Regions from separate parts of the Homo sapiens genome. Here regions 2, 3 and 4 are each linked to region 1. A link is a contact called in ENCODE Hi-C or POLR2A ChIA-PET data. All regions are on one chromosome and are shown on one strand. The core of a region is the stretch at or near the end of the contact, and the rest is flanking DNA. Distances in the headings are between cores, read along the strand shown. Region 1 holds the start of ULK4 (unc-51 like kinase 4). Region 2 overlaps TRAK1 (trafficking kinesin protein 1). Region 3 overlaps TRAK1 (trafficking kinesin protein 1). Region 4 overlaps TRAK1 (trafficking kinesin protein 1).

Region 1 (4,791 bases), core at 679-3,178:
ATTTAGGCCAAATTCATTTCCTTAATCTTTAGTCACATCTGACCATCAAGTCACATGTGGACAATTTCAGTCTGAAATTAACAAAACACATTAGTTATAAATCTGCTTAGATAGGGTGGTTTGTTACTTTCAAGCATTTCTCCTCTCTAAGGCTGTTTCCTTAGAGTAAAATAAGAATTGGATCAAATGATTTTCTTTTTTTTTTTTGGACAGGGTCTCACTCAGTGGCCCAGGCTGGTGTGCAGGGGCAAGATCTAGGCTCACTGCAACCTCCACCTCCAGGGTTCAAACGATTCTCGTGCCTCAGCCTCCAGAGTAGCCACCTCAGCCTCTGGCACACCACCACACCCAGTTAATTTTTTGTGTTTTTGGTAGATATGGAGTTTCACTATGTTGCCCAGGCTGGTCTAGAACTCCTGGCCTCAAGTGATCCGCCTGCCTCGGCCTTCCAAAGTGCTAGGATTACAGGTGTGAGCCACCGCGCCTGGCACTAAGTTATCTTTCAATAACTTATTAATAGTTGAAATTCCATGACTTTAAGATTCTTTGACTCAGTCCAAACACGTTCCCCATTACAGACTTCCTAATATTCATTTTTAAAGCTGTAACCTCTTAATTATAAAATAAAACACAAGTACAGAAAACTCCACAGAATACATAGTTTAATGAATTACTAAAGAGGGACACCCTTCTAATCACCACCCAAAGTCAGGAAATAGGACTTTGCCAGCCACACAAGCAGCCCCTCTGTGAGCCTGTCTCAATCACCACCCCTCCTGATCCCCAAAAGTTAACCACCCCCTGACTTTCGTAGTCATCACTTCCTTAGGTTTCTTCATGGTTTTCTCACTCGAGTGTGCTTTCCCAGAAACCACAGTTTAGTCTCTTAACCTATAGTGCTCCTAAGGAAGTCTCTCTTAATTCACAAGTTCACCTAAGAAGCATCTAAGAAGCCAGAAGGCAGAGCAAATCACATACAGGTGCAAATGAGGCATTTAAGAGTCGGGGGCAGGTCCTACATTCAAGGAACGCTGAGAGCGAACAGGTGATAAGAGCGCACAGGTGCCCACTTTCAGCACAATCATGACTCCCGCACCAGAAGCATGAGCATCACCTGGGACTTAATACAAAAGAAAAAGTTATCGGCCCTGCCCCAAATTTACGGAATCATACACTACGGCGGTAGGGCCTGGCCTTCTGTGTTACTACACGCCCTGGGGTGACTGGGATGCGCTCAAGTCTGCGAAATGCCAGCCAAATCAACCCCGAGATGTAACCGATGGCGCGCGCCACACTAAGCACTCCATAGGTGCTCCTCCTCGCCGCACTTCACAGACTCAATTATCACAGACTCAGGGGCGCTACGTAGTCACTCACCCCCCCCCCCCCCCCCCCCGCTCCCCAGGCAACTCGCGGCGGGCGAATCGGCGGCTTTCGCGGCCTCGCTACGTCCGTAGGCATCAGTCCGCGAGACCGGCTGGGAGCCTAGGAAGCGCTGCAGGGCGGTGAAGACGCGGTCCGCTCTGGGAAGTTAAGAGATGGCGTCCATAAAGCACATCTCCCAAGCCGAAACACACAAGCACTCTCTCTCCCCGCTGCACCCAGGTCCTAGAAGAGGCGTCCCGTGTGCCCTTAACTAACGCCCGGATAAAAACGGGCGGCTTTTTTAACACGAGCGCAAAGCAGGGGAGCGCAGGGGGTACGGGGTCCACTGGCAGAAGGAGAGAGGGCGGCCAGGCGCCACCACCCACCCGCCCCGGCAGGCCTGCGCGCTCTTCCGCGACCGCTTAGGCAGACACGAACTCAGACTCGTAGCTACTAAAACCGCCACTGCCACGCACCTGGTAGCTAAGTCAAGAAAAGAGTCCAGTCCACTTGGCTGCTCCCGCGGTTGCGCGCATCTCGGCCTCTGCCTCAGGACAGGTCCACAGGCCCAAGAATGGGGGAGAAAGCAGTGAAGCAAAGCGGAACGCGCGGAAGAAGCCGACCAGCCTTACGGAGGCGACGCCCCTCCAGGTTTGGATTCGTCCATACGGTTTCCACGGCAGCACACAGAACGCCGGAAGAAGCTCAGGAAGCCGACTGGCTGTGCAGTTTCCGTTCCTGTTGGCTGGGGCCCGGAAGTGAGAGACCACGAGGGCCCCTCCCTCCACCCAAAGGGCATCACGCCCTGCCTTTGGACGAGCCCACAGGCCAGAGACTGGGGCGGGAAGTGCTGGAGTAACAGTCATAGTGGTCGGCCCACCATCCCTCTATGTTTGGATTTGCTCATTCCATCTCCATGGCAGCACGCAGAACGCTGGAAAAACGCAAAGCGCTGATTGGTTAAGAGTCTCAGTTCCTATTGGCCAGAGTCCGAAGTGGGAGCCCGTGAGGGACTACTCTTCAATCTTAAGTGGGTGCTGAGGCTAGAGTGTGGAGAACTGAGACCTCGTCATTTCTTCTCTTCCCGTTCCCACTGTCCTTCTGTTTCCTTCCATTCTTTTCTTTCTGGCTTCTTCTGGGAGCTCAGGTAGACATGGTGGCATAGTCTGGATAACCAACGCCTCAGAAGCAGGGGCCCCGGGGTCCTCACCATTTAGAAAAGAGAAGGCTGTGAATTACCTTCCTTTTTGGAGATGGAGGAAACAGATGAGACACTCTGATCTCAAGTTGATTGTGTAAACTAAAAATAAAAGTTCCAAGCCCCCCTACCAACTGAGTGGATCCCTCCTCTGGGCCAAAGGCACGCCAAAGTTAACCTGAAGAACTAGCTCAGGCAATGATGGGAAGATGGGGTGGGACAGGCCTCATTATACCCTCCTCCCGTTGGAATACAGGCACAGCTGACCAGCGTTAACATTAAACAGAGACCTTAAGACTGACAAAACAGACTTTTTTGCAGCAATAAGATACCAACATGGCAGCAGGCCCCAAAAGACATTGAAGTATTTTATCCTGATATATATATACACACACATAGACAAACACACACACACATATACTCTTATGTATACATATATACTCATATACGTATATATATATATATTTTTTTTGAGACAGTCTCGCTGCATCACACAGACTAGAGGGCAGTGGCGCAATCTCGGCTCACTGCAACCTCCACCTCCTGGGTTCAAGTGATTCTCCTGCCTCAGCCTCCCAAGTAGCTGGGATTACAGGCGTGTGCCACCACACCAGCTAATTTTTGTATTTTTAGTAGAGACAGGGTTTCACTGTGTTGGCCAAGCTCATCTTGAACTCCTGACCTCAGGTGATCCACCCGCCTTGGCCTCCCAAAGTGCTGGGATTACAGGTGTGAGCCACCGTGCCTGGCCAAATATATTTATTTGACATATTTTGAAATGGCCTTGCAGAGCTATCTCTTCTGGGGGGAATCTACATTCTGTAAAGAATCCCCTTGTCTTTCCAGGTCTTTTCCCTGATGCTGGAGAGAATTAACTGAGAACCTGACACCTGTTTTAAGTCTGATAAGAAACATTTACAATCTATTCTCTCTGAAACCTGCTACATAGAGGCTTCATCTGCAGAACAAGAACCCTGGTCTCTGCAACCTCTTATCTCAACCCAGACACTGCCTTCTATTGGCTCCAGGTCTTTATATAATAACTCTTTTAACCAATTGCCAATTGTAGGGTATATGGATGTGCTTTGGTCAAGGAATAGGCCAAGGTGGACATCCGGGCCAGAGTGGCTCAGCGAGTTTAGGACACAGGCGCATATTCCACTTGTTATGTAACCCGTTTATGTAAGTTCATACTTGGATCTGAGCCACTATTGTCTGTAGAAGGTATAACTGCCCTGCTGACACTGTGCCCAGGTCTGAGTTCAGCACGACACGACCCGGTTCGTGCACTGGTGCCCAGAGTAATGCTACTAACCCCTCTAAGGGAGAGCGGTTGCCCTTAAGGTGGGCAGAGGGGAGCCGAGCCAGGAACCAGCTTGTGCCCAGAGGGAGAGTTAAGCTGCTGACCCTGACAGAGCTGGCTTTGCAGGCCAGGGTGTGCAGCTGCAGGCATGGGGGCAACAGGAGCCACAGAGCCAGAACAGACAGCCGAGATAAAGGTGGACAGTGTGAGAGAGCTAGTGTGATTAAGCTGCTGATGACACAGCCGCTGAATAAAACTACATTTCACTTGCCTACACGCCCCCAACCCTCCTTGTGTTCTTTCAGTTATTCGCCCATCCACCCACTCCCCTTGGACCTCAGCTGGGGGCTGGAACCTGACAATTGGCGTAGTCGTGGCATAACACCAATCACCTATTAAATCCACCCTATGATGTAGAAGCTCTTTCCAGCTTCGAGTTGTCCCACCTTTCCTGACCCAACCAATACCTTATGTCATGTATTGATTGATGTCTTATTTCTCCGTAAAACATGTAAAACCGAGCTGCAGCTCAGTCACCTTAGCTGTCAGGCCTCTGAGCCTAAGCTAAGCCATCATATCCCCTGTGACCTGCACGTATACATCCAGATGGCATGAAGCAACTGAAGATCCACAAAAGATGTGAAAATAGCCTTAACTGATGACATTCCACCATTGTGATTTGTTTCTGCCCCACCCTACCTGATCAATTTACTTTGTAATCTCCCCCACCCTTAAGAAGGTTCTTTGTAATTCTCCCCACCCTTGAAAATGTACTTTGTGAGATCCATCCTCTGCCCGCAAAACATTGTTCCTGACTCCACCGCCTATCCCAAAACCTATAAGAACTGACGATAATCCCACCACCCGCTGCTGACTCTCTTTTCAAACTCAGCCCACCTGCACCCAGGTGAAATAAACAGCCTTG
Region 2 (4,791 bases), core at 1,437-3,936, 250 kb after region 1:
TGTGCTGGCCTTGAACGCACTAGTGGGGAAAGGTCTTGATGCAGCTCAGCCAGGCCAGCTCCCTTCACCTGTTGGTGTCTGCCACAGAAGGAAGGACAAGAGGACAGAGGGTATAGGGACCAGCTTTGTTGGTGTCTGAAGACTACAAAGGGATTTCTGCATTTGCCCTTTGGACGTTTTAATAGCATTCTAAAAATCCCCCTCTCTCTAGAAGATACCCCAGGGGCACTTGAGAGAATTTCTGACCCTCTCTGCACAATGCTGTGAAATTGTTTATCTCTTAAATCACATACTTTTCAGATGAAACAGGGTAGGCAACTTGGTGTAGTGGGAAGAAGAGTCGACTTTTAATTTTGCAGAAACCAAAAATAAGTTGTGCAGAAACCAGAAAAAGATCTTGTGATGTGTGGTTCGAAATCTCTGTGATAGAAACCTCCCAGGTTCCTGCTGGCCAGATGTCTGATCACCGAGGAGCTCAGGGACCTCTACGGAGCTGCAGGGGCAGTCGAGAGCTCTGTTGAAGAAATGCTTAAGCAGAGAAAAAAATAAATACCAAGCCTCTGTGAAGCCCAGAACTAAGGCCTTTAAAAGTGTTATCTTGTACAACATATTACAGTTTAAAATCACTTTTGTATTTTTTAAAACAAGAAAGTTGCACTGTTGCATCTGAAACTGCTCTTGATTCCCCGACTCCTCACCTCCAGAGAAAACACTTGTTAAAGCCACATGAATCCCTAACATAGTACTTGTATTAATGATGACTCGTAGGGCAAACTATTTATGCAGCTTTTCCCACGTGAACTCATCATAGAACTTTTTTTCCCCCTGAAAATATCATGGGCAGAGTTACATAATGAAGAGACAGGAAAGTCTTTAGAGCATCTTCCATGCCCTGATATTTTAGTCTTTTAGGAAGAGATAAAGCATTGCTTCTTCCCTATCTGTTTAATGGAAAGGGAACTGTTTCTCATGCAGCTGACAGGCAAAGACACATCTTCCTCTCCCCTTTCCACCCCTCAAGCAAAAGGCAACAAAGTCATTAGAAGCTGGGCATTAAACAACTAAAATATACTGATATTCCTAGGGGATAGTCCAAGACACACCCTTAAGCTGGATGGACAATGGCTTTTATTTTCAATAGATTTGTTTTTACTTGGATTGAACAGGCTGGCCTGTGGGTGCCACTGTTGGGGTGTGTGTGTGTGTGTGTGTGTGTACTGGTTGAGGAGTTTATAGAACTTGCAAAGCAGATCCAAGTCATGTGACAGCAGCATCCCACTACATGCTTAAGTCAAGGAAAGAAAGGTCAGGGTCATAGGGTTTATTTTACACAAGTCGGCCACTTCCCAAGAGTGGCAAAAAGAACATGGAAGGCCCTCAGTGCATCCCAAAGGTGGAGTCCCTTTTCCAAGATTTTGAGATGCTTTTGTAAATTTACATTTATAGAAGTTATTTATGTGAGTTTTTAAAATAGCTTGGGTGTGTGGCATGGCCAGTGTTTCTCCGTTCTCAGAGGCTTCCTTGGAAGCAGCTGTATCTGGGTGTATATTGCACCCTCAATTTCCCCATAGCAACATGCCAAGTACGGTTGCATTTTCCAATGTCTCTGGGCTCATGTGAGGGTTCTTTTAAGGACTAGGTTCTATGATGGCCTTTAGAGAGAAGAAAGCTTCTGTTGTCCCCAGCACTTCCCAGGGATGCGGGAAGGAAAACGCCATTAGAAGGGAAGAAAATGCATGAGCAGGTGTGTACAAATTGTATTATGGGCGGCCAGACGGGCAGAGTTCCAATCATCCTGCAAATCCCTGTGGAACCTCTGGGCCCCACCGGAGTGTCCCAGCCTCTTCTGTGTCCCCTTCTCCTCACTGTGAAAGCACTGGGCCATGGGAAGCAGTGGGCTTCCTACGTATTTTCCCTGGGAGGCCCGAGCAGCAGCCACCCTGCTCTATATAGTGCAGTCTGAGGGGCATCCAGGGAGTAGGGGCCGTGTCAGGGCTCCCTCCTCACTGGCTGCAGCAGAAGGATCCCAACCACCCAGTTTTTCAGTCAGTCCCAGGCATCATGGGCCCCCGAGGAGCATGGGCACTCAGTGCCACTTACCAAGCATACCTACTCCAGGCAGAAGGCTCACCAGAGTCCAACTAGAGAGAGCAGGTGAGGTCTCACTCTGTAAGAGTGAAAGTAAGAGTGGTTCTCACTCTTGCAAAGTCCTCTGATGTGTCCACCTGTAGCTAGCTGAAGGATGTGTGCTTGCATGTGGTGTGTTTTAAGAACAAAACATCTGCACGACAGCTACGGGCAGTTCATCAACACAGGAGATCTTGAATAATAATCAAGGATTAATTAAGTTTAAAGCGTATCACATTTTGTACCAGTGTCAGAATCTGGGGGAGGAAGAACAATTAAAAAAGAATTAGGGGTTTTTATTGGTAAATCCAAATTCATTCCTAAATCAAATGATGAAAATATTTGTCGTTGTTAATACTCTAACCCATTTAATATGTGCCTGTCTCTTCAAAACACTAGGAAGCCCTCCACTCAGGTTGAGAGAAAGAATAAGAATTTAAATAGGGAATTAAAGCCTTAAATCCAAGAAACTCTATCCTTTGAGCTCCCAAATGAGCAGCATGGGATGAACACATAATACCATCTTCTGCAAAGAACTTTCTGTTTAGATAAAGAAGGGGGCTTTGGTGCGTGGCATGGGCTTGGTGACTTCACAGTGAGCCCTCACCCAACCCCCCTATTTCCTGCCAAGAAGGATGTTTTATGTTTCTCTCTCTCTCTCTTTTTTTTTTTTTTTTTTTTAGAACTTGCTCTCTTCCTGCACCCAGGGCTTTAGGAATCAGCCCGTTGCTTCTCTGTAGCAAGCATGAGGAGCCTCTGATGATCCCAGTCTTGGGTGACTCACTGTCTCTCTGTTGTGTCTCAAGGAAGGGAGGTGCAGCAGCATCCTGGCAGTCAGTGGTGACATGCGGAGAGCCCACGGGTCCAGGCGTCCTGGTGGTATTTTGGAAGGGCCAAATCTCTGGCTTTAGCACTTTGGAAACTTGTTGATCTTCCTTGGTCTTCTACGGCTATTCATTGCTTCTGGGGAATGGTGACTTGTGAATTTTTAGCAGCCTTTTCCTATCCCCAAAACCCATTTGTATAAGATGGGTTTGCTTCTGCTGATGCAACTACGTCTCTAAAATGTCCATCTTACACTCCCTATTGCAATTGAAGATCCAATATGTAAGAGGGTGGAGGAGGAAGTGAACATTTGTGACCTTTTGATTTGATATTCTGGCCATATGTTTAAATGGGGGTATGCTTCTGATTTTAAATCCAGCCTTCCCTTGTTTGATTTCTTTTAAATGTTATCTCTCTTTCAACTGTGTTGTCTTATTTCTATTTACTGCTTTCCCCCTCTCCTCCTTCCCAAATAACCCCTCATGCCTGTTATTTGGGATGCTCTTCCCAGGCTTTTTGTTATTTTTGTTTCTAGACCTTATTGCGGGAAGAGAATCGTGATTGTTTGGTTGCCTTCTCTTCATAGCTTACTCCATTTTTGTTTTGCTTGTGGCAGTTTCTTACTTATTGGAGTTCCTGAGCCATTATGTTCACTGATTGAGAAAGATTCATAAAGGCTATTTTTATGTGTTTTTTTTTTCCTTCCCTCCTGCTTTGCCTGGAGCTCCCCATGGCTGAGAGTTTTCTCCTGTGGCCGTGGTGCTGGCTGTCACGTCAGGTGCCATGGGAGCCTGCTTTGACACACAGACCCGAGTCAGACCTTAAAAATCAGGGCAAACCATCTTGCCTTGTTCCTCTAGTCACCATCACTTTTGTACTCTGGATTTGTCCTGCCTACCTTTAATCTGTGTCTCCAGCATTTATTTTTTTGTTTGTGTCATCGGGTTCCTGGTTTTCTTTTAAGACATAGTCAACTGTGTGGACCTGTAGGTTTGGGGCAGCAACCAATTCCATTGTTTTCCTTTTTGTCAAATCCAAGAGAAAATATACCATAAGGAGCTAGAAGATTCTAGTTCACAGCCTTTTGAATCTTCATGGCCTTTGAATCCTCATGGCCTCTGAAATCTGAATCAGTTTTCTCCCAGGAGGTCTCTGGGGGCTGAGCTGCTACAGGGGCAGAGGGTGGGGTGGGGTTGGGTGGGAGAATCATCCCGGCACTTCATCGTGCATGCTATTTCGGGCAGCATCTTTTTTTTTTATTTTATTATTATTTTTTTTCCTGATGCTTGAGTTATGAATGAGGATGACCTCTGCAATCATGATGTCTCCCATAGACTCTGTTCCTTGTTCCTTTGCCAGCTTTCTCATGCATGGTCCTAACACTTCCATGATTTAATCTGCTGCAGACCATAGTCTTCAGCCACCTCAGCAATAACTTGTTAGAACATTAAAAGGAAGTAAATTGAGAACAACTTGTTGCCATCCCATTTTCATTAGAAATCAGACATCTTAGAGATGTCAAGAAAGCAGCTAGCAGCTAGGGGGTATGGGGACCTGTCCTGCTCACACTGCTGTGTGTCAGACCAGACCTGATCCTGGAGCTCAGGACCCTAGAGAGCCCTGATCTCTGGAACTCTTGCCACGTTGTTGCTGAGGCAGCTGAAGTCCCCATCTCCCACCATAACAATCACAAATAGACAGTAGTGGAGCCAGCATCCCCAGGCCCCTTTTTGTGTAAGCAGAAAGGGAGCTGTGAGCCTTGCCCTGTTTGCAGGTTTCAAGTGCCTCTCCCTGCCTGTACTTCTCCCCTTCCTCTGAGCAGAGCTTTGGTAGCTGTTG
Region 3 (4,791 bases), core at 942-3,441, 220 kb after region 1:
TTTAAGAAAGTTGCTTAAGATTAGGTGAGCTGCCTGTATTTTAGAGACTGTAGTTTTCTGAATTTCTCGGTATTCTGTTGCAATTGAGAATTAAGTATTATGAAGGTCTCTAGAAACAGATGAGTATAATATGTGTATGTGCATGCCTGGAACAGGCCAGAACATGGTGGGTTCTTAGTATTTGTTGAATAAGTCTCCATCATTAATGCACTGCCCCCTTCACTGAATCAGGCCTTAAATGGACAGGTGCTGCCTTCTAGACCCTTGCTTCTGATCTGGAATCTGGAATGATTTTGGGGCGTGTGACTATGATGTGGAGGACACAGAAATCATTGTTACTGTTTTCAGCCAGTGGGAGGTCAGGGTTGAAGCTCAGACAGAAACTGGGCCAGACTCGTTTCCCAGAGGTTTTTCTGGAGTGTGTGGCATTCTTCCACCGTTTTTGTGTGTCTCTCTTCCCATGTCTCTACCGCTGCACATCCAGCATTCTCTTCCTGGTCCTGCCATCCACTCCTGTTTGATCCTCTGACGTGGGGAAGTCACAAACTCATCAGCTCCCCAGAAGTGATGTCAGGGTTTTTGGCTATGTGACAGGGTGTCAAGGGCGGTATTTTGGGGGACCGACCTTCAGCCTTTGGGTGTCACTCCAGTTGCAGCTGTCTTTGGTGTTAGCCACGTGGCAGGCTGCCTTGGTTGGCACCACCGACTTTTGAAAATGGTTAATCACTGACCCCTTTCTGCTGCATCTGTTTCCCCCAACAGTGCTCTCCAGATCTTACAAAGTGCTTCCGGCACCCGCTCATCACCCCGTTCGGGTCATTGAGTCTTCTGAGAGGGGTCCTAATCTGTACCTTTATTTTTATTCCAAGGCGGCCACCACTCAAGCTCTTGGGGCCTCAGCAGTGAGATTGTAGCTTCTCTCTGCTTTACTCTTCCTTGCAGCTGCCACCGTCCATGCCCTCTGTGACCCGCTCACCCTTTCTGTAAAGCTCCTCGCTGTGTAGTCAAGGCCACCCATTGCTCAAGGTCCTGAACCCTCCTCTTCACTGTCCTGAACCTTCACTGTCACTGGGGACATGGCTCCTGCTCTCCCGCCCTTGGCCTTCTATGGCATTTAACTGCGTTGGTTCTTTCCTGCTTCTCAGTCTTGTGCTGCAGGGCCTGCCGGGGACCTTTGAAGATGGCCCCAACTCCATCCCCAGGTAGTCTGTGCCCTTGCTGAGCCCCAGGCATAGGAGTCACCCCATAGTCCTGTTTGTTTTGTTCATCCAGCTGGATGAACAATTTATTTTTTATTTTTTGTGGAGGCGGGATCTCCTTATATTGCCCAGGCTGATATTAAACTCTGAGGCTCAAACAGTCCTCCTGGCCTGGTGCAGTGTCTTATGCCTATAAATCCCAGCACTTTGGGAGGCCAAGACAGGTAGATCACTTGAGCACAGGAGTTTGAGACCAGCCTTGCCAACATGGCCAAACCATGTGTCTACAAAAAATACAAAAATTAGCCAGGTATGGTGGCCTGTGCCTGTAATCCCAGCTACTCGGGAGGCTGAGGTAGGAGGATCGCTTGAGCTCTGGAGGTGGAGATTGCCGTGCACCGAGATCATGTCACTGCACTCCACCTGGGCACCAGAGCGAGACTCTGTCTCAAAAAATAAAACAAAACAAAACAAAATTAGAAGCAAACTACAGCCACTGTTTATTTGAATCTCTCACATTTTTAAATTAAAAAATTCTCTCACCTTGACCTCCCAAAGTGCTGGGATTATAGGCATGAACCACCGTACCCAGCCTGTTTTATTTTTAAAGGGTCTTCATGGCAACAGCGTCTGTTTATGTCTTTGTGTTCCATGTCTAATGCCATTCTGTTCCTGTCCTGATAAGATTCATGCCTGAGTTACTGCCTTTCCTTGGAACTAGGAGGGTGTCCTGGTTAAAGTCTAACTGTCCCAGTCATGTGGCTGTTGCACTGTGCGGTGGTTTTCCTGGGCTTTGGCTCTGTTTCTTCTGTTCTCTTGCTATGATTTCCATGCCTGCCACAGGCAGGCAAATGGGGGATTCGCACAGGATCCCAAAGCACAGCCTTCCACCAGCGTGGAGAGTTCGCTTCTGGTTTTAAGGGGAAGAGGATGCTGTGGCTCACCTGGGCTTGCTGCTGTCTGGAATGCACCTTTGGGCAGAGCTTGCCTCCTCCTCGGTTACAGAGAGGGTGATTCCACTGGCCCCTTAGTCATGCTTTTTATCCTGAAATTGGTGAATGAGATGAGTCAGTTGCTAAGTGTAGGCGGCAGGCTGTTTGGAATCTCTAGTGGGTGTGTCAGTCAGTGCAAGAGTTCATTGGTAAAAAGGGGCTGAGACTCAAGTTACAGTCTTTTTTAAGTCTATGCTTTTAAAGCATAGTGAGGAGAGGGAGCAGGCAGTTAGAATGAGCTCTACCTTGCCTCATTTCTTGGGGGAATAAAGGAACTAGTTCTTTTAATACCTTATTTCCAAGGGCCTAAATTACTTGTTTGTGGTCTCTTTTTCTCATTGTAGTTTAATCCAGTGGCCATCTTCTAGCTGTTTTCTTGTTTTTATCCTTTTTTTTTGGTAGGGATGGTGTCTCACTATGTTGCCCAGGCTGGTCTTAAACTCCTGGCCTTCTCAAACTCCTGATTCTCCCACCTTGGGCTCCCAAAGTGTTGGGATTACAGACATAAGCTGCCACGCCCAACCTGTTTTCTTGTTTTTAGAAGTAAACATTAATCATATTTTGGCTAGAGAAATGGGAGGTTTTTTTCATTCTTATAATTCTCAAAGAAAAACCCAACCAGCTTGTTGCCTCAGTAAAATTAAAGAGAAAAAACTAGAGACACTACAATAACGTTTCTGTTTAAATTTTCATTTTATCTATAAATATTTTTAATGTAACTTTTTATTTTCAATTTTTTAAGTACATAGTAGGTATATATATTTATGGGGTACATGAGATACTTTGATAAAGGCATATGCTGCATAATAATCACATCAGGGTAAATAGGGTATCAGGCTGAGCAACGTGGCTCACACCTGTAATCCAGACACTTTGGGAGGCTGAGGTGGGAGGATTGCTTGAGGCCAGAAGTTTGAGACCAGCCTGGGTAGCATAGTGAGACCCTGTCTCTACAAAAAGTTAGACGCTGTAACTGAAGAAGAGGAAAACTTTGCCCAAACCTGCATTCCAAAAATTAGATAGGCATGGTGGTGCATGCCTGTGGTCCTAGCTACTCAGAAAGTGAAGTGGGAGGGTTGCTTGAGCCCAGGAGTTTGAGGCTATGGTGAGCTGTAATTGTGCCACTGCACTCCGGCCTAGGCGATAGAGTGAGACCTGTCTCAAAAAAAAAAAAAAAAAAGAAAAAGGAAAAAAAGGTGGAGGGTGGAGAAAGAAAGGGATATCATCACTTCAAGCATGTATCATTCCTTTGTGTTACAAACATTCCAATTATACTTGTAGGTATTTTTCAATGTGCAATAAATTATTGTTAATTGTAACCACCCTATTGTGCTATCAGATACTAGATCTTATTCTAAGTATATTTTTATACAATTTGCTGTGACTTCTTGCTTTTTCTTCTGGCAGAGAGTGTTCTTTAAAATTACTCTAAAGATTACATTTCTGGTATAGACCAGGGAAGTGTTTGTCCTTAGTGGGGCAAGAAGAGGCGAGGCAGCCCTTAGGTGCAGGGTTTGAGGTGTGACAGGTAGGACAAAGGACTTCATTGTTGAGCTCATTGCTCTACTTGTTTCTCTTTCCCTTCCTGTCTCCCAATTCCTGTTGGTTTCTGGCCGTTTGTGTGCTGGAAGCCTTCCGCATCCTTCAGGTGCTCTGGCAGTCCCTTGCCATGCCTGAGCCATCTTCATTATTATGCTGTGTGCTTGATTTGTTTGCATTGAAATGTGCGTACAAAATGCGGCTAAAGGCCGGGCGCAGTGGCTCACGCCTGTAATCCCAGCACTTTGGGAGGCTGAGGTGGGCAGATTACTTGAGGTCAGGAGTCCGATACTAGCCTGGCCTACATGGTGAAACGCCATTTCTACCAAAAATACAAAAATTAGCTGGGCGAGGTGGCGTGTGCCTGTAGTCCCAGCTACTTGGGAGGCTGAGGCAGGAGAATCACTAGAACCTAGGTAGCGGAGGTTGCAGTGAGCTGAGATCATGCCACTGCACTCCAGCCTGGGCGACAGATCGAGACTCCATATCAAAAACCAACAAAAAATGTGGCGAAGGCATGCAAAATATCAGCGCTTGTTGGAACTTGGCAGCCTGGATGCATGAAGGCAATGCAGACCAGGTAGTCAGGTAGTGAGCTGAGGAGCACTGATGAAGCAACTGCTGAGTGTTCAGTCTGAGAACTAGTTCTAGTAGAGACATTAGGTAGACTTGAGTTAGATTTTTGGAGACTATACTTCCAAAGAGAAGTGAACATTGGTATTGCAGTTTTAACCAAATCCACCTGAAACCACTTGGACTAGGTGCTAATTTTCAGTCAGCCTCTGGAGACTTTAATTCTGTGCAGTCTCCCTCACACAGTTCTTTGAATCCTTTCCTCTAGGTACCTAATAAGCACAGCTGTTGAGTCTGAGAAATGACAAAGGGCCATGAAATAAGGTACCTTTTTTTTTTTTTTTTTCAATTTTGTGTTTTGAGATGGGGTCTCCTGTGTTGCCCAGGCTGGTCTTGAACTCCTGTGCTCAGGAGATCCTCCTGCCTTGGCCTTCCAAAGTGCTGGGATTACAGGCATGAGCCACTGCACCCGGCCAAGGGAACTTCTT
Region 4 (4,791 bases), core at 1,362-3,861, 160 kb after region 1:
CTTTGTGTTTTAATATTAGAATCAATCTAACACTAATAACCTGTACTGTAATTATCGCCTGTTTTTTTTTAGTTGTGACATTTTGGGGCCTCCGTAACAGGATCCTTCCTCCCTTTCCTTTGCCCTGCCCTTCTTGTCCTTTCTTGTTGAGCAACAAACTGGCATGCCCAAGTGGAATGCGCCACATTCAGTTGCCCTTTAGCCTCACGTCGGACACCCTGTTTCCAAACACGGCTGAGTCGGCTGGATTGGCTGTCTCTGTGCGACTGCTTCTTTGGGGGTATGTGTCACCGGGGCTGGTGCATGTATGTGTGAGTAGATGGTAACTCGGTACGTGACACCAGGCTATGTGGAACTCAACTGTGTAATTTTGTGTCCGTTTTCTTAGAAAGCGTTTCTTCTGTTGGTAATTAAGGCCATGGAATTCTAGAGAACTCCCCAGTGTTGGTTTTCGTTCCTGTCTCTGAAGCATAGTTAGTCTTTCCTTTCCCATCCTATGAGGGTTTCTCTGCTTGTCCTTCTCTCTTCTGGAGATCCCCTTTGCTGTTCACAGCAAGTGAGCTGTCCCTCAGTGGGGAGAGAGGCAGAAAAGGAAGACTTGGACCTATCCCTTGTCCCTTTGTGGCTGGGGTGTGAGCCAGGGTGGAGTCGGAGGTCTTGCTTCCATTTCTGCCACTGCTTAGCCTTGAGACTTCCCCCATGTCTCTGAACCTTGCAGGGCCACAGTTTCCCCTTCTGTCTTTTAGATCTGGGTCTCCTCATTTATGAAATGTGTTCCCAATCCTCATCCTGCACTGCCTGCTGGCTTGTGAGAGTAAATGAAAGGCAGTAATAGATACAAGTGCTTTGCGTTGTTCAGCAAACATTTATTGAACACTTACTAGTTACCAGGCAGGGTTCCGGGTGCTGGGCAAACAGCGGAAAGCGAATCAGCATCTGGAGGTGCTGTCGCTACATCCCGAGGCCTCTTGCATGGTGGGACCTGCCGCAGGCCAAGCACCCATCTCGAGTCTGCTGCTGGTTTGCTCTGTGACATTTGGCCACCTCCTCAGCTTGAACACAGTGTCCTTTTCCATTCAATGAGGAGGTTGCGCCAGTAGTTTTTAGCTCTAATGTCCTCTTTGTAATTTGTGGAATCACAACTTTTGTGGTATGGAAAGTAATTACTAAGACTGAATCTCTGAAGATGTTCAGCTAAAGCTGTAAACTGCATAGTCCCTTGATAGAGAGGAATTTTCTAGAAGGTTGTCTGTCAGATACCACTTACAAAGTATCACATACATCTCCAGCACCAGTGTGGCCTATGTATGAGTCTTTATTCCTGCCCTTTAATCCTTATAATTTTAAGAAAATGGAATTGTTTCCAAGTCTGTACAGAATGGTTTCCAAGTGGCTGAGTAGGTGAGGAGTGTTGTCTTGTGAAGTCATTAAAACATTGCTGTGGGTTTGCAGTCACTGCCATGGGTAATGTGTCATGAGAGAGGGTTATTGCCTCTAGCCAGAGCGCCTGCCTCCCCAAGCATAGCCAGGGGTCATGCTCTGCACCCACCTCTCTGATGGCCAAGTGGAAAGTTGGTGGGTAAAGAAATGGAGTGGGAGAGGGACAGGGAGGAAAAAAATAAAAAAGATGGACCTCTGTATGGTGGCCACTATTTGATGAGCGAAGGTCCCTTTTCTTGTTCTTTGTCACCTTTAATGTGGTCTGTAGCATTCTCTGAAGTCCCAGAGTGTGGCGCCAGGATGGAAGTCCCAGTGTGCAGACTGGAGGCATGCATGTTTAATCTGGCCCTCAGTATTCAACATTTAGAAATCAGGGACTCTCATAAAAATACAGATCCCTGGTCTCTTGGGTGGAGTCAGCATGTCAAGGACTGGGGGCGTCACCGGGAAGTGCTGTGAGTGGCGGCTGCCCCCCAGACACAGCCCTCAGAATGTGCAACTCTTGCTCTCACCGCTCAGAGAAATTTAGGGTATGAAGAAAGCTTTTCTGCAGCCACTTACCTTTGTTCTACAGAGGAAGAAACTGAGTCCCAGGCATATGAACATGTGATTTGCCAGAGTGATAGGACGAAGTTGAGGGGGCAGAACCGAGGCTGGGCGTCCTTTCTCCAAACTCTTGAAACTGTGCTCCTGGCCGGCACCCAGGGCCTCTCGGCTTCCAGCAGGTGGCAGTTGTGGTGCTGGTTTCCTGCCATTGCCTCTTTCTGGCATTCCTTTCCTCCCTCTCCTGTTCTTCTCTCCTCCTTTGCTTTTGCTTGAGCTTTCTCTCACTAGGTTTTTCCTCTTTCTCTCTCCTGTCTTTTATTCTTCCCTCTCCCCTTGCTGTTTTCTCAGATCTCCTGCCAACTGGGTGAGTGTCTAGGGCTACTTTCCTTCTAGACAGCTCTTCTGCACACTCTGCTCACCTTGCAGCTACTCAGGTCCCTGTTCTCCTGGGCTTAGAGCCCTCAAGCTCCAGCGTGCAGGCACGAGGCCCAGAAACCCTGTTGGAATGATCGCACTCCCTCTCTGGAGGTGGCCACCACTCAGAGCATTTAACTCCTCTGTGGAGGAGGAGGTCCCTTGATCCTAGATAGGCTGACTTCTTCTGAGAGTCCACATATCTGTATTTCTTCTTTTCTTTTTTTTTTTTGAGACTGAGTCTAGCTCTGTCATCAGGCTGGAATGCAGTGGCCTGATCTCGGCTCACTGCCCAACCTCTGCCTCCTGGGTTTAAGCGATTCTCCCGCCTCAGCCTCCCGAGTAGCTGGGATTACAGGCACGTGCTGCCACGCCCAGATAATTTTTGTATTTTTAGTAGAGACGGGGTTTCACCATGTTGGCCAAGATGGTCTCGATGTCCTGACCTTGTGATCCGCCCACCTTGGCCTCCCAAAGTGCTGTATTTTTATTGTTTTTAGAGGGAGTTTCACTCTGTCGCCCAGGCTGGAGTGCAGTGCTGCGATCTTGGCTCACTGCAACCTCCACCTCCCGGGTTCAAGCAGTTCTTCCTGCTTCAGCCTCCCAAGTAGCTGGGATTATAGGCGTCCACCATCACGCCCATCTAATTTTTTTTTTTTGTATTTTTAGTAGAAACGGAGTTTCACCATGTTGGCCAGGCTGGTTTTGAACTCCTGACCTCAAGTGATCTGCCCGCCTCGGCCTCCCAAAGTGCTGGGATTATAGGTGTGAGCCACTGCGCCCCGCTGAGATCTGTATTTACATGAGGTTCTCTGAGTGTTAAATGTTGGACACTAATTTAGAGCTATTGCCTTTGCTGTAAAATGTAAGCATTGCCTCAGGCACCTGGCAGGTTTTGTGAAGCTGGCATGTCACCTGAGAATCAGTGCAAATCCCTAGACGGAGGAGTCTCCTCCTAGCCGCTCTCTGCAGGTGAGGATCTAGCCCCAGTCAGGTGGAGAATGGACACAGCTGCTTCTGCAGCTCTGCACCTTCCAGGTGCCAAGCAGGCTCCAGCACACTTTCTTCACTCCCTGGTGGCCCTAACTGAAGCCCACATCCTGGGTAGGAGGGTCCATTCCAAATCTTACGCCTTGGGAAAAACCTAGGAAGGGTTATACCTCTGAAGAGGTAAAGAGTCCTTTTAGGTTATTTTACTTTCAAAGTGATGTCATAAGAATGGTAGGTATTGGATTGACATCTGCTGAGCAATTGAGGGGACATTTACCATCCCATGGGACTTTCCTCTATGCTGGATAAAGACCTAGGGTGATACTGAGGTGGGTTTGAAAAGACCTTGACACTAGATGGCTCCACCTGCCTCATGTTGCAGGCTGGGCATGTGTCTGTCCTGGACAGGCAGGGGATTCACAGACTAGTCCTGCCACCGGCTGCTGCTCTCTCCTTCCCTTGTTCCATCACTCTTCTCACACTTACTGTTGCCTGGCAAAGTAGTAAGGGCTGGGCTGAAGGTAAGGTGGATAATTCAAAGCCTTTTCTCTTGAGGGGCTCACAATTAGTAGGGAAGAGCCACAGAGAATACACTTCTAACATCGTAGTGAAGTCATTTATGTACTGAGAACTGTGGAAGCCAGAGAAGAGAGGTTAAGGGAGGCTTTGCAATAGAGAGTGACATTTGAATGATATTTTAAGATGGAGTTTGCTAGGCAGTGAAGGGCATTCTAGGGAGCTAAAACAGCTGGTCTAAAAACTCAGATTTGTGAAAAAAATGTGTTTGGAAAATGGTGAGAAGTTGGTATGCCTTAAGTGAAGGGAAATTGGAGAAAATAGCAGAGGCTGGGCTTGATAAGAAAGGCTGTTAGGGTGTTGAGTTAGCTGCTTTAACAGAGACCAAAGTAATTGGAACTGTAGCCTCAATAAGGTAGTTGTTTATTTCTTTTACTTTTAAAAGTTCAAGTGGAAGGAGGTCCAGGGTGTTTCAGGCAGCTGAGGTAGCTCTGGTCATTTCCTGGGCATTGCCTTTACTAATTTAGCTAAGCATGGCTCCAGCACCAGGCCAACTCTGCAACTGGACAGACGGAAAGGGCATGACTTGGAAGTTCTGTTACATCCTGTTAACCAGGCATGTGGATACACCTTACTGCAGGGAAAGCTGGGAAACACAGTTTTTAGCTGGTTGGCCGTGGGCCCAGCCACATCTTGGGGGTTGCATGACCAAAAGGAAGAAGTGGCAATTGCATACTGGGAAACACTCAGTAGCCTCTCCTGTAGAAACGTAGAGGCAGAATGATGAAGCACTTTATAGGGAGCTGGGAGGTTTTTAAAGAGCAATAGTATGATTTAAAAAGCTCTTTGAGAGAATGAGATGGGAGGGTCATTTGAGGTCAGGAG

What was found. Hi-C counts contacts between places; a loop is a spot of excess contacts on that map. ChIA-PET counts read pairs that join two places held with the same protein, here RNA polymerase II (POLR2A). Pooled maps may share reads with other maps.
Region 2: a map of naive thymus-derived CD4-positive, alpha-beta T cell shows a loop between it and region 1 (4-fold over the local background). The contact joins the enhancer-like site here to the promoter of ULK4 in region 1. A Hi-C loop is called at or near these places in 1 of 168 maps with a recorded cell type or tissue (naive thymus-derived CD4-positive, alpha-beta T cell), 2 of 37 single-sample maps with no recorded cell type and 9 of 50 pooled maps. POLR2A ChIA-PET finds 5 or more read pairs at or near these places in 5 of 52 experiments (AG04449, Caco-2, HepG2 and 2 more).
Region 3: a map of ascending aorta shows a loop between it and region 1 (2.1-fold over the local background). The contact joins the enhancer-like site here to the promoter of ULK4 in region 1. A Hi-C loop is called at or near these places in 2 of 168 maps with a recorded cell type or tissue (ascending aorta and endothelial cell of umbilical vein) and 6 of 50 pooled maps. POLR2A ChIA-PET finds 5 or more read pairs at or near these places in 9 of 52 experiments (CD4-positive, alpha-beta T cell, Caco-2, GM10248 and 6 more).
Region 4: a loop to region 1 is called in a pooled map, with 2.2 times the contacts of the local background. The contact joins the enhancer-like site here to the promoter of ULK4 in region 1. A Hi-C loop is called at or near these places in 7 of 168 maps with a recorded cell type or tissue (B cell, aorta, chondrocyte and 4 more), 2 of 37 single-sample maps with no recorded cell type and 10 of 50 pooled maps. POLR2A ChIA-PET finds 5 or more read pairs at or near these places in 5 of 52 experiments (OCI-LY7, PC-9, SK-N-SH and 2 more).

The regions. Positions count from the first base shown.
Region 1 is chr3:41,960,175-41,964,965 of GRCh38, forward strand. It overlaps ULK4 (unc-51 like kinase 4), which reads right to left and starts at 1,929. Exons shown (of 37, transcript NM_017886.4): 1 at 1,842-1,929. RefSeq lists enhancers at 1,899-2,058, 2,209-2,258.
Region 2 is chr3:42,214,310-42,219,100 of GRCh38, forward strand. The region is part of intron 14 of TRAK1 (trafficking kinesin protein 1); the gene reads left to right. Among named protein-coding and RNA genes, the nearest start is that of CCK, 49 kb to the right of the region's middle. RefSeq lists an enhancer at 264-373. Within about 2 kb of position 2,687, at least 3 of the 41 ENCODE cell types and tissues checked have a DNase peak (open chromatin) inside an H3K27ac peak, as active enhancers do.
Region 3 is chr3:42,177,325-42,182,115 of GRCh38, forward strand. The region is part of intron 3 of TRAK1 (trafficking kinesin protein 1); the gene reads left to right. Among named protein-coding and RNA genes, the nearest start is that of CCK, 86 kb to the right of the region's middle. Within about 2 kb of position 2,192, at least 18 of the 41 ENCODE cell types and tissues checked have a DNase peak (open chromatin) inside an H3K27ac peak, as active enhancers do; they include ascending aorta and endothelial cell of umbilical vein, where a contact is called at or near this core.
Region 4 is chr3:42,115,205-42,119,995 of GRCh38, forward strand. The region is part of intron 1 of TRAK1 (trafficking kinesin protein 1); the gene reads left to right. Among named protein-coding and RNA genes, the nearest start is that of TRAK1, 26 kb to the left of the region's middle. RefSeq lists an enhancer at 3,908-3,997. Within about 2 kb of position 2,612, at least 19 of the 41 ENCODE cell types and tissues checked have a DNase peak (open chromatin) inside an H3K27ac peak, as active enhancers do; they include OCI-LY7, PC-9, dorsolateral prefrontal cortex and 1 more, where a contact is called at or near this core.